Linked DNA regions of Homo sapiens: region 2 is linked to region 1. A link is a contact called in ENCODE Hi-C or POLR2A ChIA-PET data. All regions are on one chromosome and are shown on one strand. Each heading gives the region's core, a stretch centred on a gene start or an enhancer-like site at or near the end of the contact. The rest is flanking DNA. Distances are from core to core; before and after follow the strand shown. Region 1 overlaps GFOD1 (Gfo/Idh/MocA-like oxidoreductase domain containing 1). Region 2 overlaps GFOD1 (Gfo/Idh/MocA-like oxidoreductase domain containing 1).

What was found. Hi-C counts contacts between places; a loop is a spot of excess contacts on that map. ChIA-PET counts read pairs that join two places held with the same protein, here RNA polymerase II (POLR2A). Pooled maps may share reads with other maps.
Region 2: a pooled map shows a loop between it and region 1 (4-fold over the local background). The contact joins two enhancer-like sites. A Hi-C loop is called at or near these places in 1 of 168 maps with a recorded cell type or tissue (PC-3), 11 of 37 single-sample maps with no recorded cell type and 12 of 50 pooled maps. POLR2A ChIA-PET finds 5 or more read pairs at or near these places in 4 of 52 experiments (OCI-LY7, activated CD4-positive, alpha-beta T cell, activated T-cell and 1 more).

The regions. Positions count from the first base shown.
Region 1 is chr6:13,373,317-13,376,732 of GRCh38, reverse strand. All of the region lies in intron 1 of GFOD1 (Gfo/Idh/MocA-like oxidoreductase domain containing 1), which reads left to right. Among named protein-coding and RNA genes, the nearest start is that of TBC1D7-LOC100130357, 46 kb to the right of the region's middle. Within about 2 kb of position 1,257, at least 4 of the 41 ENCODE cell types and tissues checked have a DNase peak (open chromatin) inside an H3K27ac peak, as active enhancers do; they include OCI-LY7, where a contact is called at or near this core.
Region 2 is chr6:13,452,752-13,455,957 of GRCh38, reverse strand. All of the region lies in intron 1 of GFOD1 (Gfo/Idh/MocA-like oxidoreductase domain containing 1), which reads left to right. Among named protein-coding and RNA genes, the nearest start is that of GFOD1-AS1, 32 kb to the left of the region's middle. Within about 2 kb of position 1,262, at least 23 of the 41 ENCODE cell types and tissues checked have a DNase peak (open chromatin) inside an H3K27ac peak, as active enhancers do; they include OCI-LY7, where a contact is called at or near this core.

The DNA.
Region 1 (3,416 bases), core at 8-2,507:
TAGATTCCTTTATTTCTCAACAGCCAGGCTGACCGCCATTCTAGGCCTCCATCCTCTTAGGTGGGTGGGTAGGAAATGGAATTGTAGTTCAACCCAGCAATCTCACCCAACCCAATCATTTGTGTTTTCTTGTATCTCAGCCTCTTTTACATGACTCTGGTGACCCAATGTTTGGCATTCTGCTTTTTCCTCTTCCACTCCAGAAATTGGCTCTTTCTATGGGGGTAGTGTGGCTTATGAGACTCTGGCTCTGTCCCTTGGATCCAGGGGGTGCACTGTGAATCCTGGCTTGTCCAAGCGTGGAGTGGTGGTGTAGGCTCAAGAATGGCTGTTCTAGGCCACTCTCTAGAATAGCGACCACCGAGGTACAGTAGTTGTCATTTGGCTATTTTGGACCAATATAGCAGGACTCAACTGCTGGAGTTCACAGTCCTGGCCATTTTCCTCTGTCCGCAAGTCCCTGACCACTGTCACCACTGTATCCAACTCCAAACCTCTGTTCTCCCATGGGACCTCTTGCCCCCGTCCCACCTCCCTGCCTCCTTAGACTCTGGTCTGTATGTGCCACTGACATGAAGGGGAGGACTGCCCCAGGCCTCCCTGCATGGGAAGCTGGCCACTAGCTTGGAAGGTCTCTTGGTTCTACATACCTACCTGTTGTTTCTAGACCTCTACCCTCAGTCTCCCTTGGGCTGGAAGTAGCAAGCTTTTCTTTTCTTTCCTGGGGAATGCCCCTGCTGGAAGGAGCTGGCTAGTGACTCCCCAATATCATATCTGCATTCTCAACTGTAGCCTCAAATATAAGCTGTAGAGATGGAGATGTATGGGATTTACCAATAAGGTAACAGAAATTCGAAAGTGTTTCAGGAGTAAATGCTCATTACACATGTGATAGTTTCCGTCATTAGATGACCAAATGCACACGAAGCAATCTGAGAAAATCCCCGTGCTAATGGGGGTTCCTGGGCAATAAGAGGGCCCAGGCAACAGGCTTGAGTCATGGGGGACGGTTCACAAAGGGGTTGGTGGGATAGGGGCTTGGCCTTATGGGCGGGTTGAATGTAGAAAGCACTTGAGCAATTAATTCAGTTCAACACTAAGTCCCATCAACATCAGCCATCCTGACTTCCTTTCACTGGCTGTAACCCTCTTTCCAAGCCCACTGATAGCCCCAGGAGCTTTAACACAGGAGCTGAATATGAGTCACTCTGACCCATTTCCGTTTCAGGTGTGAAATTAGGATGGAAACTTAATCAAATTGCCCTGAGACTTTAGATGTCACCCAGCAGAACATCGGGCCTCCCATCCCCACCGCCCTGGTTTCTGAAGCTCACTGCAGTCAGTCGCATGATTGTCTTCAGAGCCCTCCTTTTGTGCTGTGTGCTGCAGACATTGCATATATGTGCACAGGCAAGTGTAGCCAGTAAAAATAGGAGCGTGTATCTCTGGGTGACATGGGTGCAAAGAATAACCTAGCCAGCCTTAAGAGAAGGGTGATCAGAAGGCAGCAAGGGTGCAAAAGTTCAGATCAGACCCAAAGTACGACTTGATGGGAGGAATAAGTCCTAGCGTTCTATAGCACTGTAGGGTGACTGTAATTAGCAACAATTTATTGTATATTTTCAAATAGCTATAAGGAGAATACTGAATGTTCCCAACACAAAGAAATCATAAAGATTTGATTTCTTTGGCATGGGTGCAGTGGTTCATGCCTGTAATCCCAGCACTTTGGGAGGTCAAGGTGGGCAGATCACCTGAGGTTGGGAGTTTGAGACCAGCTTGACCAACATGGAGAAATCCTGTCTCTACTAAAAAATACAAAATTAGCTGGGCTTGGTGGCACATGCCTATAATCCCAGCTACTTGGGAGGCTGAGACAGGAGAATTGCTTGAGCCCGGGAGGCAGAGGTTGCAGTAAGCTGAGATTGCACTGTTGCACTCCAGCCTGGGCAACAAAAGACAAGAGTGAAACTTGATCTCAAAAAAAAAAAAAAAAAAAAAAAAGATTTGAGATGATGAATATGCTAATTACCTTGATCTGATCACTATACATTATATGTATTGAAACATCACTATACCCCAGCAATATGTATAATTATTACGTGTCAATTAAAAAAACTTATTTTTGGCTGGGCGTGGTGGTTCACACCTGTAATCCCAGCACTTTGGGAGGCTGAGACAGGCAGATCACTTGAGGTCAGGAGTTCAAGACCAGCCTGGCCAACATGGAGAAACTCTGTCTCTACTAAAATTACAAAAATGAGCCAGGTGCATTACAGGTGCATGCCTGTAACCCCAGCTACTAAGGAGACTGAGCAGGAGAATGGCTTGAACCTGGGAGGCGGAGGTTGCAGTGAGTTGAGATTGTACCACTGCACTCCAGCCTAGGCGATAGAGTGAGACTCTGTCTCAAAAAAAAAAAACAAACACACACACACACACACACACACACACACACAAAAAAAAAACATATTTTTAAAAAGACTAGGCTGGCTTTGTAGCCAGACAATCTGGGTTCAAATTCCAGATTTGACTCTACTACTATCGAGTTGTGGAATCAGAGGCAAGTTGCTTACCCCTCAGAGGCTCAGTTTCCACATCTGTAAGATGGGAACAGGACAAGTACCTGGTTGTGTAGACTAAAACATGAAAATGCATGCAAAATACATTGTGCCTCCTCTGGCACAAAGTAAGCACTCAATAAATGACTGTTGTTGCTATTTGAAATTGTACCATTTGTGCTATGAGCAGATCAGACTAGTCTTTTGAGTTGGGAAGTTGTATTGATGTTAAGAACTTTCATGGGGATTGAAAATCGGGGATTTAGTCTCTTCAAATGGCCTCTTTTAATGTATATGGAGGAAGGGACAGAGGGAAGAGTGAGATTTAGACAAGTCAATCCTGATGATACTTCCACTTCTTTTGCAGTTTCTAACTTCAAAAAAAAAAAAAAAGCGTAGTGTGTGTGTGTGTGTGTGTGTGTGTGTGTGTTGGGGGAGCAGGAAGGAGATTAGCAGGAAGAAAAATAAAAGGGGAAAAAGAGCTGGGCTAAATGGAGTGTTGCAGTAAGTGAGTGAGAGAGTGAAAGTGACTAAATGTCCCATGTCTCAGGGTGCAGGGATGGAGGGATTATAAATAGCTCTGTTCATATGCTTAGTTCTGTTGAAACCAGAGATTTGTCTTTGACCTGCCTTTTTTCTTTTTCTTTACTCTAAACTCCAATTCTGCTTAATCTTTCTTGAATCACAGATTATTTTAAGAATCTAATGAACCTCTCTCAGAAAACTGTGCATCAGGATATACACACAACAGTTTTTATAAACAGTCCAGTATTAGCAGTTTCCCAGATTCCACATTAAACACCATTAATCTTATTTTAGACCATTTTTTATACCCGAACCAAACTCTGAATGATG
Region 2 (3,206 bases), core at 13-2,512, 79 kb before region 1:
TAAACAGCAGTCAAGACAGAGGTATGCCTCTAGTAAACTCCCATCCTGTCTATTGGACAATGCTGTACCAAGAGGGCTGACGAGGCCAGTGTTAAACTGTGACCGACTGGGAGTTGAGGATGCTCCGGGTAATGAGTCCCCCTCCCTGTTAGCAGAGTTCCAGTAGGTGGGTGTTCCAGTGCCTAAGTGCAGGCAAGTCATGGGGCAAGGTGACCTTCTGTGCCTGTCATGATCTAATAGAGCTCTTTGTGTGGGTGTCTGTGCTTAATTTGGCTGAAACATTTATTTCTCTTCTGAATGGGCTTCCTTGTTTCACACAGAAAGTTGGCCCATGTGGGGTGCTGCTGACAGGCAGTAGCAGGGCGTCTGGTGGGCTACCGTTTTGGCTTAATGTTTACTCCTTTGCCTGCAGTTTTAGGCATCCCTCTGTCAAACTGTCAACCCTTGGTGAATATCATAGGATTTTCTCTTTAGAATAACCTGTGTTCGCATCCCAGGTGTTTTTATAATTCAATTCAAACCAATGACAAGGTGGCTTTCCCATTCGTGGTAGCCACCCGGCTGGGGACCATTCCCCACAGTTTCTGTGAGTCCAGAGTTGGCTTCACTCTCAGGAAACAAAATCCCTGATGGGCATCTGGAATTACCAAGGTGATTTAGTGATAGGGACTTCTAAAAGAGCTAACCCCAAGCACAAAACTCAGTTCGGGTTGGGTCAGAAACCTGACCCACCCCGCACCTCTCTGGGTGTATTGCTCACTGCCAGGCTTTGGGGCTGTTTCAGGAGGCTATGTTCTTACAGGGACAAGAGCCAGTGTGTGTGCGTGTGTGGGTGTGTGTGTTTGTGTGTAGAGCCCTGGTGTGTCAGGCACACGTGCAGAGAGATTTAGATCAGCAGACCTCAGATGACGAAACCCTAAACTCTAGCGGAAGCAACTGCATCAGATGGTGGAAAATCTCATCCAAATGCCTTTACAGTGTCTTTCAGGTTTTTGATATCAAGACAACCAGAAATTTGCTGTGAGTGACAGCCAGGAGGTGATGCTAATATCCTGGGGTCTGAAGATTCCTCCCCTCCCTCTACGAAACTCTTGCTCTGGTGTCCATTTGTGGGGCCACCTCTCTCCCCCTCTTGCAGCCCACAGAAGGACTGGGAAGCATTGACAGTGGTCCCCAGCTGCCACCTGCTGTCTGTGACTCATGCACTGTCTGTGGGAGGGTGGAGAATATCATCAGTGGGTTGCGGGGCAGAGAGTGGGAAGTGTCTGCTTTGTGGCTGATGTGTGAGTGTGGGAACATGTGTGCTCCTGGACGGGAGTGGTGGCATTGCTCATTCTGAGGAGCTGGCGGGTAGCATGGAAATGTGTCTTCACTTGGTTTTTTGGGTTTCTAGTTTCCTTTTTTCTTTTTTTAAGACATAGCTACTGAAAGGCCAGGAAGTAGGACTTGGGGGCATGCCAGTGAGTTGGAAGCCGCATTAATGTCCTGTATCTTTAGCTCTTCAGTCCAACAAAGGTGCAATTATTATGTTATGCACATGCCTTCTGCAGGATTATGTATTGGCATTGCTGATTCTAGCTAATGTCTTTTAGCAGTTTGATGGGCTTATATTAGTTTCCGGGAGTTGCCGTAACAAAGTACCATCAGCTGGGTGGCTTAAACAACAGAAATTAATTTTTTTCAGTTCTGGAGGCTGGAAGCTGGAGGTATCAAGGTGTGGGCAGGGCTGGTTCCTTCTGAGGGCTGTGAGGGAGTCTGTTCCAGCCCTGTCCTGGCTTCTGCTGGCCTGCCGGCAGTCTCTGATGCTCCTTGGCCTGAGGATGCATCACCTCGTCTCTGCTTTCATGTTCAGTGGGGTTCTGCCTGTGTGCATGCCTGTGTCTGAATTTTTCCTTTATATAGGTGGCACCAGTCATATTGGATTAGGGCCAACCCTCATGACTTCATCCTGACTAATTACATCTGCCACAACTCTGTTTCCAAATAAGGTCACATTCACAGGTACTGGAAGTGAGGACTGTGACATCTTTTGGGGAGACACAATTCAACCCATAATGAAAGCAAAAGGGGGTTTTGTGTTCCCCTTATGTGAGAGGTCATGTGATCATAGGTTATGGAGGCTGATGGCCTGGGATTGACAGCTGCCACTTACTAGCTGTGTGTCTTTAGGCAACTTGCCTGTCTTGTTTCCATATCAGTAAAATGAACAAATTTTAAAATATGGTTGACAGGTTATAATTTAATACACATAAAGTTCTTTAAAGAATACTTCGCATATTGTAGCTTTCACTAAATCTAAGTTGCTTCTGTCACTTCTGCTACTACCTCTATTTGACTTGCTTGTTTAAAGTTATGGGAATATAGTTTTATTGAGGATGCTTTAAAAAGGGTGAATTGAAAGGAATAAGGACATTGCCACCTGAATTTTTAGATTTATGTATCTTCAAATGACTCAATAATTGCTCACTCTAGGAAATCTGCAACTATGCATTGTGTTTTGAATACTGAAAAGAAATTATCTTTGAAACCGCATTTATTCATTTGATAAACATTTATTCAAGCCTCGCTGTACATGAAACACTTTGCTAGGTAGTGAGGTGCATACAAAAATGACTGTGATAATAGCTCTGGGTTTTAAAGAGCTTGCAGCCCAGTGAGAGACAGAGACATAAAGTGATGCAATAATAGAAGGTAACAGGCGTTCTTCAAAATGCTGCACCTGGATCGACCTGGAAGCAGGATGGAAATTTCAAAAGAACCCAAGGAGATAAACACAGTTCCTTATCTTCAATTCTGAATTTGAAAAACAAAACGAAATGAACCTTTGAAAATTGAATTCTTTCTTTGATAGGTTTGGTGCAAACTCAATTGCTTATAAAACCTGAGCTGAACTGATGTGAGGCAATAGTTTTATCTTCTTTCCCGGCATGTGAATGTTCACAAAGTTTGCTGAAAAACACCAGGGATGGTACGTAACATCCAGTAAATGCGTCACCAGATTCCCTTTCACATCTGGCCCAGAATCCCTGGAAAAGGGATGGTGGGACTGTCTAACTAGATATTTTACAGCCAAGGAACACTGAGCTTCAGAGGAGTCAGACGGTGTGCTCCAGTCCCAAAGCTTGGGAGCAGTGCGATCTTGTCTTTAGTCTCCTTTCATCTGGAACACTTCCACAAGCTTTATTTGTCATACAGAGTGAAGAAGC